2 separate regions of the Homo sapiens genome follow, and region 1 is linked to region 2. A link is an interaction called in ENCODE POLR2A ChIA-PET data of the cell type or tissue named here. Cell type or tissue: CD4-positive, alpha-beta T cell. All regions are shown on one strand.

Region 1 (5,000 bases), 110 kb before region 2:
TTTCAACTTTTATATACCTTTATATTTTGGGAACCTCTTAGAAGGTCTGGGTATCTGGATTTTAACACATCCAGTTAGGCCGGGCATGGTGGCTTGTGCCTATAATCCCAGCACTTTGAGAGGCTGAGGCTGGAGGATCACTTGAGGCCAGGAGTTTGAAATCAGACAGAGCAACATAGTGACACCCTGTCTCTATAAAAAATTTTTAAAAATTAGCCAGGCATGGTGGTGCATGCCTGTAGTCCTAGCTATTCAGGAGTGTGAGGTGAGGATCACTTGAACCTGGGTGTTTGAGGCTGCAGTGAGCTGTGATCGTGCCACTGGATACCAGCCTGGGTAACAGAGCGAGACTCTGTCTCTTAAAAAAAAAAAAAAAATCCAGTTTGCCAGTAGTTTGCTTTTTAACTGGTGAGCTTCATCTATTTATATTTATTATAATCATTGATAATGCTTGGGCCTATTGCTATCATGTTAATTTATAGTTTTTGTTTGTGCTACTTTTTAATTTTCTCTTACCATTTTAACAGTCTTATAAATGTTTCTTCCTTCCAATAAGAACTTAGCATTTCTTCACATCCCTCAGATCCTTCCCCTTCTCCTCAAATTCCATCATGCTAAGATTATCTAAACTTTTAAATCTGCATTATTATGAGCATGTTTTCTCTTTTTCTTTGATCCTAGTAGTTGTTTAAAAAATAACTTTTAGGCTGGGTGTGGTGGCTCACACCTGTAATCCTAGCACTTTGGGAGGCCGAGGTGTGCCGATCACTTGAGGTCAGGAGTTCAAGACCAGCTTGGCCAACATGGTGAAACCCCGTCTTTACTAAAAATACAAAAATTAGGCGAGCACAGTAGCATGCCCCTGTAATCTCAGCTACTCGGAAGACTGAGACAGGAGAATCGCTTGAACCTGGGAGGCAGAGGTTGCAGTGAGCCAAGATCATGCCACTGCACTCTAGCCTGGGCGACAGAGTGAGACTCCATCTCAAAACAAACAACAACAAAAAAACAAACAAAACCCCTTTATTCATCTATTGTGACATCCTTGCTCCCCCCATCCTCCCCTTTAAAGTACTGTGTCCAATACTGTTTTCATTTTTTTTTTTCCTCCCAGGCTAGAGTGCAGTGGCACGATCTCGGCTCACTGCAACCTCTGCCTCCCAGATTCAAGTGATTCTCATGCCTCAGCCTCCTGAGTAGCTGGGATTACAGGTGCGTGCCACCATGCCTGGCTAATTTTTGTATTTTAGTAGAGACGGGGTTTCTCCATGTTGGCCAGGGTAGTCTTGAACTCCTAACCTCAAGTGATCTGCTTGCCTCGGCCTCCCAAAGTGTTGGGATTACAGGCGTGAGCCACCACACCAGGCCCAATACTGTTTTCATTGTGGGTTTTTGTGTGGCAAAACTTCCGAGGCTGCGTGCCTAAGGATATGGCCCCATATGTGAATGTCAGTTTGACTAGATACAAAATTAGAAAGTAGAATTTTCTAACTTAGAAAATATTAATCCAATGTTGGTTATTGAAAAATCTGATGTCTAATTCTTTATCCTTGACTAAAATCTTTTGCTCCTCCCTGGAAGCTATTAGAATTTTTTCTTCGGTCTTCATTTTGACTATAGCATGATCTAGATGAACATTTTTCTTTATTTCTTGTCTTCAGCACGCTATAGGCCCTTTCAGTACAGGGTCTTTCATCTCTTTGCTTTTACTTTGGGAAATTTATCTTCATTTTATCTCCCTCTTTGTTTTTTTTCTTCTTCTTCTTCTTTCCTTCTGGGATTCCAGCTAAATGGGTTATTTTAGCGGTTACCCTAGGAATCGCAATAAACATACTTCATACACTCAGAAGCGAATGTGCATCTTGATCCTCTTCCAGGGCAGCATGGCGGGGGGGCCTTTGAGCAGTTTCCCTCCCTTCATTCCTCTTCGTACTGTGCAGCCACATTCTAAAATGTTGTACCCCACGTTATTCTTGTTTATTCAGCTTTAATTTAGGTGCACAGTATCCGTTATTCTCAGATCTTCCCTCTGGGGTCAGTTTCCTCCTGCCTGAGGTATATCCTTTTGTGCAGGTCTGCTGGTGCCAAAGTAAGCTTTTTGTTTGCCTGAAAATGCCTTGATTTCACCTTCATTCTTTAAAGATGGTCTCCCTGGGTGTATAATTCTAGGCTGGCAGTGCATCTTTCAACTCACGGAAGATATCATTTGACTGTCTTCAAGCTCCCATTTCTGTTGATAAGGGGACAGCTCCTCGGAAAGTGATGTCTTTTTAAAATCTGGCTGCTTAATAGTTTCTCTCTGATTTAGTTTCACTGCATAGATTTAGGTGCAGGAATTTCTTTGTTATTTTTATCTTCAGGTACAGTCCCTCTTTCCTTTTGGGACTCTCGCTAGAAATGCCAAACCCTGCTCTCAATCTTGCTGAGCAAGCTTACAGAAATGCAGATTCCATTGCAGGAGGTCTGACGGGAGACTGCACTCAAACTCGCTCCCAGGAGAGGCCAGGGAGCCTGCTCCAGGGACCTCACTCTGTCTTCTCCCTGTAGCTTCCTGTCTTTTCTGGGTTTTGTCTCTTTAAATGCAGTTCTGTCACTTCTTCTGACCTGTGTTCAGGTGATAGATTCTAGCTACTAAACCATTCCACAGGGTTCTCAATGTCAGTCATTTTTTTTTCCCTTTGTCGAATTTCTATTTGTTCTCTTTGGACTTTCCTATGCCACATTTTATAGTTTTCTATTTCCTGTGGTTATTTTCAAGTATGTTTTTTATTTCTTGTAGGGAGGAACAGGGAGGGGCTCTGTCCTATCACCTCGCTTAAAGTCTGTGCATAGTGTTTGATAGTTTCACATTTATTTACTGTTCGGTGTCTGCCTTCACACTGGGATGTCGGCTGCATAATACTGTTCTCTGCCCATGTGTGGACTGAACCCTCCCGACCTCCTGTGCCTGTCAGTTGCTTTCTGTCCACTGTCCTCCTTCCCTCTCCTTTGCCTGTGGCGGGGCCCCTGCCAGCCCTACTCACGGCAGCGGGTACTTCTTCCACAGCAGCTTGGCTGACAGGGTCTGGTACACTGTCTTCTGCTTCCCGTCAGAGCTGGGGCTGCTGGGACTGCTATGCATGACCTTGGAGCACTCCATTTGTTCATCCCACGAGCCGGACAGCACGTAATGGGCCTTGCCCTGGCTGTCACTCACCACTCCTGTCACCTGTGGACATTGGCAGGACCAGCGTAGGTGCAGACTCTGCCCTGGGCCCCCTGGGGTGCTTAGAGGTGGCTGGTCCTGCTTACCTTCCGGGCTGCCTCTTTGGAGAAGTAGCTGTAGGGCAGGAACTTCAGCTGGCACCGGTCATTGGTCTTATGGTTCACAATCTCGATGTCCCCTGACTGGCGAAGGAGGGCAGTGGTCAGCGGCCAGCCCCCGGGCCATGCACCCCCTCCCCAAGGGCGCCCCTGACCTGGTCGATCCAGAGCTTGCCCACGATGATGTTGTGAACAGTTGAGGTGCTCTTCCTCCACACGTAGTGATTCCCACTGGCCTGGAATTCTAAGTGGATGGCACCTGGAGGCAGGGGACAGGTCAGAGGTCATGCCCCCCCATGCAGGGCTCTGGCCAGTCTGCCCTTAGGCCTGGTGTCTTGAGAACTAGGCTGGGGGGTTGAAGAGGCAGGCCTACAGGGAGGTCTCCCTTGGAAGCCCCCAGCTGGCTTTTGCATCACCAGAATCCTCCCTCTTATGCACAATGTCTCTGTGTCCCAGGAAGGCACCGGGCCCCAGCTCACCTAGCGGCATGATGGAGATGTATTTTCCCCGGAACTTGCTGGAGATGGTGATCTCCTGCCAGAGGCTCCAGCCATGCTTGGAGAACACGTAGTGCGCAGCTGAGGGGGGGTGGTGGCTCACCTGAGACCAGACCCATAGGATGTGAGCATCTGCCAGACATGAGCCCAGGTTCCACTTGCCCCAGCCAGGGAGGGACAGCTTGCCCTGCCTCAGCAGGCACAGCTCTGTGGCCATAGGAGCAGTCCTGGCTGTTCCTCAGGTGGCCATGGACCCAAGGCAGGCCCCCAGGAAGGCACTGCCTTGAGCAGAAAAGCATCCGGGTGCTGTCCTGAGCCTCTCAGTGCCTGGCTCCTGGGCTGTGAAATAGGGGTGATGGTGGACCTCATGCTCAAAGACATGTCTGTGACAGGTGCACTGAGGGCTGATAAAGGGTGTCACACTATGCCGAAGGTTCCATGTCCACTTCTCATCTAATCCTCCCCACACACCAGGTGTGTCTGCTGTGCCATGTTATACCAAGGGGGCCCAGACTGGCAGAGTGATTTTAGCCAAGGGGCAGTCGGGCCCTGCCTCTGGCCAGCCTGGCTCCAGAGCAGGCATCCACATCGATGCACTGCCCCGGGCCCGGCCCTCCCCTGCCTTGCTGGCAGTTCCACCAAGCCTCCCTTGTCTGTTCTTCCTTATTCCATGCTGCTCTGGCTGTGGGGCCCAGGCTTCCCTCTCCTAAGTCTACCCACTCCCCAGGACAGCAGCCCTAGCCTAGCCCTGCCCCTGGCCTCCAGCTGCCCTTGGACATCTCATCTCCCCTCAGACAGGCAGAGCCGGGATCCCGCTGCCCGCAGTGTGCCTCGCCTCACTTCCTGTCTCTGTAAGAGGTGCCCACTTGCTTCCTATGCCCCAGGAGATGGGTTAGCTGGCCCTGAGCTCAGCTGATCCCTCCCCAAGGAGCCCATAGGAAGCTCTGCCTCCTCCTCGCCTATACCTCAGCATCCTGCCCTTCCAGCTGCTCACACCAAACGCTCTGCAGCCTCTCTGGCCCTCCTCATGCTCCTCCTCTAACCCTAAGCAAACCCTTCCTGCCCTTCCTTCAAATCGCATCCAGCATCTGCCCCCTCCACTCCCACCTCCATCTCCCCAGGCTTCCCTGTGGGCCACTCCCTCCATCGCAGTGGAGGGTTCCTCTGGCAGGTCAGGAGGCAGGCCCCACCCGGGGTGCA
Region 2 (5,000 bases):
AGAAGTTTGAAACAGGGATCACATTGGCCTTGACTGTCCAAATCCTTCCAAGCAAGGAATTTAAAAACCAACAAATGAATCCTATTTCCCCTTCAGGGCAACCACGTGATTCGATGAAGCAAACATAGAGATACGGGAAGGAATATCCCTTAACGGATTTTTAAATTGTTCATCCAAAAGCTTATTGGTCCTGAAATGACCCTTAACCACATTTGTCAGTGGATTCTCAGTAAATTACCACATATCAAAAAAATTTCCTTTAACCTATAAAGTATGCTCCCTCTTTTTTTTTTTTTTTTTAATGCAGTTTGACATATCTCTTCAGGTTTGCTTTTGCATCTGGCTTACAGTCTTGCTGAAAAACTGCCTGGAAGCTACAGACACATGAGCAAGCAGCAGTAGAAACTGCCTTGGAGCAACCACATGTGTGTGCGCACACACACAATCTCTCCAAGTGCAGCTACCAAACTGAAGTCTCCTTGAATTCCCAAGACTAATGAGGAGCCTCTGGCTTTGTCCTCTTTCCCATGCCCCTCCAAATCCATCACGGATCATGTGTATGGAAACTAGAAGAGTGGCCAAAACCTCTACAAACTGGCTGATGTAGTTTCAAGCTGTCAAATCTTTTCTATGCTTTCCCCGCCCCCCCCTCCTTAAAAAGTGGGTCCACAGCAGTGCCATGTATTTTCATGTGGCTGCAGATTCAAAGTCTTTCCTGAACCCGGAATCCCTGTAGGCCAGGGCCAAAGGTGAAGCTTGAGAGGGCACAAAGAATAAGCCCTGTGCGTCATCCACATCACCTCCAGCCCAAGACACCCACACCCAATGGGCCACTCCAACAAAACCCATCTGCTGACCCAAGGGGCTGCATCCTCCTTCTGCAGCCCAGTCACCTTGTAGCACGGAGATGGGGTCACCCTCTCCCCTTGCACATTGCTTCTTTCAGATGATAGCCATTGTCACATGTATAGAGGGGTACACAAGAAACAACACATGTTTTCACCGAGATTCACATTCCTCTTACCCTCAAAGAGCATGGCACAAAATAAAATTAAACTGTGATCTAAAATGGGAACAAAGTTTTTACTGGTGGAAGATGCAAAGCTGTTGCAGACAAAGAATCTCAAGGGCAGACCCTCCTTCTTAGAGAGCATTTCTCCCTGCCTGTGCTCTTGGGGCTGGAATTGAAGTCTGTCCACCTTCTGGTCACTGGTACTGCCTTCTGGAAAGTCTGCACCCAAACCATCTCCAGCTAAACCATTTTCTTCCCTCTTAGGGTCCTCCAACAGCCTTGGAAGCCTAAAGAAATGCTTGTTCCAATGGGTGATCCATACACAGCTGTACCGGACTGTCCGTAGGCTCTTCCCGTTTTTTTCTGATTTTTATATGCTCTGTAAGTTAACTTCTCTTTTACAAGTATCTGAGTTTATGGGGTCAATGACGAGGAAATCACTCATTCACTTGTGTTAGCTGCAGGCTCCTGGAAATGGTGGAAAATTTGAACTTGTGTAGAGAAAGCAGACCGGAGCCCACTTCTAAAAGACAGCAGATTTCATGGCCTATGAAATCCTGGCTTCTGAATGCCCAGAGAATGTGGCCCCCACTTGCTTGCCAGATTCAGGCCCCCTCTCTCTTGTCAAGGTTGGACTTCTTCCCAGATCCTCTCTCCTACAACCTCGAGGCTGCATCTCAGAGACAACACAGTGAAGCCTCTGAGAGCCGTTGAGCACTGAAGTTCTTCTAAGAGGATGCAACAAAACTTTCACCACTCAGCACCAGGAGCAAGCATTTCCTATTCATCTGTTCCTGCAGGGACATGGTCTCCGAGATGGTCAACTGACTCTCCAGACATACTATAAATGGGCTAATGCCGAGTAATTTTTTTGCCCTTTCATGTCATCACATGTAGATTTCTCCAAAGCTATTAAAAATAAATTGTTTGGCCAGGTGTGGTGGCTCACGCTTGTAATCTCAGCACTTTGCGAGGCTGAGATGGGCGGATCACCTGAGGTCAGGAGTTTGAGACTAGTCTGGCCAACATGGCGAAACCCCAACTCTACTAAAAACACAAAAATTAGCCGGGTGTGGTGGCAGGCGCCTGTAATCCCAGCTACTCGGAAGGCTGAGGCAGGAGAATCGCTTGAACCCGGGAGGCAGAGGTTGCAGTGAGCTGAGATGGTGCCACTGCACTCCAGCCTGGGTGACAGAGCAAGACTCCATCTCAAAAATAAATAAATAAATAAAATTGTTCACCCTCCAAGATGCCCTGACTTAAAAGTCAACATGTACAACTTATTAATTAACACAGTCCTTGGCATTAGAGACTCATTATGCTGGAGCTACGGTGATAATCTAATTTTTCATGAAAGGACACATGTAATTGTGGGAGCTCTGCATGTCTAGGCCACAGCAAAATCATTTTGTGCTCCTTTTTGTATCTGTCAGATTAAATCATATGAGAGGCCTTGGCTGGTCTGTCAGCTGCCCCAGAGCTCATTCTGGCTGTTTGACTGAGGGCTCTGAGTGAAAGCTCCCCACGTTGCAAATGGCTGGCCTCTCTCTACTGCTGGATTCTCCTTGGAGGAAAATCTTCCATGGGAACTGGGTAGGATTCTGTGTTGCTTTGGCAGCAACTGCAGAATGATTAACATGGCACTGGGGAAACTGTATATAAAAGGATATGGTAGCACTCCCGTCCTCTTCCTCTTCCTACTCAGCAGGAGAAGACGCTTTGCAGCTGATCAAACTGTCCCCACCATCACCATCACTGTCACTTGTACTGAGGCCATATGGACCAGGTATGGCGCTGACACTTCACACATCCTCACAACAGCCCTAGTTTTCAAATAAAGGAACTGAAGATGGGGGAGGTTATTTGTTCTAGGTTACATGGCTGGTAAATGACATGATTGAGACCCCAGTCCTGTTCAGTTAAGCCCAGACATGGAGCTTGGCTCTGCCTACTGAAGCGCTCTCAGTCTCCATGCTTCTGTCCTTTCCCACTGTCAAGACCCTCCGACACTACCGTCTGTCACTAAGACCCACGGGCCCCTCGGCCACTGTCCTGCCTTGCTCCGAGAGTACCAGGCTCCAGCTAACACCCCTCCAAGGTTCTTTTGATACTCGAGAGCCAGTGGTGATATGGTTTGGCTTTGTGTCCCCACCCAAATCTCATCTTCAATTGTAATCCCATAATCCCCATGGTGGGAGGGACTCTGTGGAAGGTAACTGAATCATGGGGGCAGTTCCCCTATGCTATTCTTTTTTTTCTTTTTTCTTTTTAGACAGAGTATCCTTCTGTTACCCAGGCTGGAGTGCAGTGGCACGATCTCAGCTCACCAAAACCTCCACCTCCCGGGTTCAAGTGATTCTCATGCTTCAGCCTCCCGATTCGCTGGGATTACAGGCATGCACCACCATGCCCGCCTAATTTTTGTATTTTTAGTTGAGATGGGGTTTCACCATGTTGGTCATGCTGGTCTGGAACTCCTGACCCCAAATGATCCACCTGCCTCGGCCTCCCAAAGTGCTGAGATTACAGTCGTGAGCCACCGCATCCGGCCCCGACCATTCTATTCTCGTGATAGTAAGTTATCACGAGATCTGACGGTTTTATAAGGGGCTTCCCCCTCCTCTTAGCTCCCATTCGTCTCCTTCCTGCCGCCATGTTAAGAAGAATGTGTTTCCTTCCCCTTCCGCCATGACTGTAAGTTTCCTGTGGCCTCCCCAGCCATACTCAACTGTGAGTCTATTAAACCCCTTTCCTTTATAAATTACTTAGTCTTGGGTATGTCTTTATTAGCAGTGTGAGAACGGACTAACACAGGTGGAGAATCTGACTGGTAAGACCTTTCCTGACCGGGCACAGTCGCTCACGCCTGTAATCCCAGCACTTTGGGAGGCCGAGACAGGCGGATCACCAGGTCAGGAGATCGAGACCATCCTGGCTAACACAGTGAAACCGTGTCTCTACTAAAAATACAAAAAATTAGCCTGGTGTGGTGGCACGTGCCTGTAGTCCCAGATACTTGGGAGGCTGAGGCAGGAGAATCGCTTGAACCTGGGAGGCAGAGGTTGCAGTGAGCCGAGATTGCACCATTGCACTCCAGCCTGGGCAACAGAGCAAGACTGTACAAAACAAAACAAAACAAAACACCTTTCCTGATGCATGTTTTGCCCTGCTAGTCTCTCCAGCCTCATCTTGAGGCATCCCCACCCCACCCCACCCCACCCCCACCCTCTGCTCCTGCCACCAATGAGGTGTCTTTAGCTCTCTGAACAGCCAGGATCTCCCCAACCTCTGGGCCTCATTTTCAATTGTACTCCTCCTATCTTCAACAAGTGAATTCCTCCTCACCCTTTAGATCTCAGCTTACATATCACCTCCTCTAGGCAACCTTCCCGACCCTCAAAACTGGGCTAGGTGCCTTTCACCATGGTGAAGCATTGGGCCATTGCATCATGATTTTGTATTGGTTTGTCTGTCTCCCCACAGCAGGCAGTGGGGTCTCTGGCAGGTGTCATTGATTTTTGTTTTCCATGACTCCTCACCTCCTAGTGCTGTCTGGCACAGAGAGATGTACAGTCAATATTTATTGTAAATATTAACTGACTTAAAATACACTAACTGAGGCTGGGTGCAGTGGTTCACACCTGAAATCCCAGCACTTTGGGAGGCTGAGGCAGGTGGATCACTGGAGGTCAGGAGTTCGAGACCAGCCTGGCCAACATAGTGAAACTCCATCTCTACTGAAAATACAAAAAATTAGCTGGGTGTGGTGGCACACGCCTGTAATCCCAGCTACTCGAGGTTGAGACAGGAGAATTGCTTGAACCTGGAAGGTGGAGGTTGCAGTGAGCCGAGATTGTGCCATTGCACTCCAGCCTGGGTAACACAGCGAGACTTCTGTACACACACACACACACACACACACAAACTGTATTAGTCCATTCTCATATTGCTATAAAGATACTACCTGAGACTGGGTAATTTATAAAGA

What was found. Peaks named below come from ENCODE experiments on the same cell type or tissue, not always from the same donor. Only the 100,000 strongest peaks of a DNase experiment are listed, where the experiment ranks them.
Region 1: POLR2A ChIA-PET joins it to region 2 with 5 read pairs; 7 of 35 experiments call an interaction of 5 or more read pairs at or near these places.

The regions. Positions count from the first base shown.
Region 1 is chr22:30,892,025-30,897,024 of GRCh38, reverse strand. OSBP2 (oxysterol binding protein 2) reads right to left here. Exons shown (of 14, transcript NM_030758.4): 9 at 3,783-3,903; 10 at 3,459-3,562; 11 at 3,292-3,387; 12 at 3,024-3,208. The region is part of intron 2 of LOC107985544 (a long non-coding RNA gene); the gene reads left to right. Among named protein-coding and RNA genes, the nearest start is that of MORC2-AS1, 28 kb to the left of the region's middle. RefSeq lists enhancers at 2,884-3,459, 3,460-4,035. In CD4-positive, alpha-beta T cell, no CTCF peak of the experiment used is centred here; no DNase peak of the experiment used is centred here; H3K27ac peaks cover 343 bases.
Region 2 is chr22:30,785,954-30,790,953 of GRCh38, reverse strand. All of the region lies in intron 2 of OSBP2 (oxysterol binding protein 2), which reads right to left. Among named protein-coding and RNA genes, the nearest start is that of MIR3200, 57 kb to the right of the region's middle. In CD4-positive, alpha-beta T cell, no CTCF peak of the experiment used is centred here; no DNase peak of the experiment used is centred here.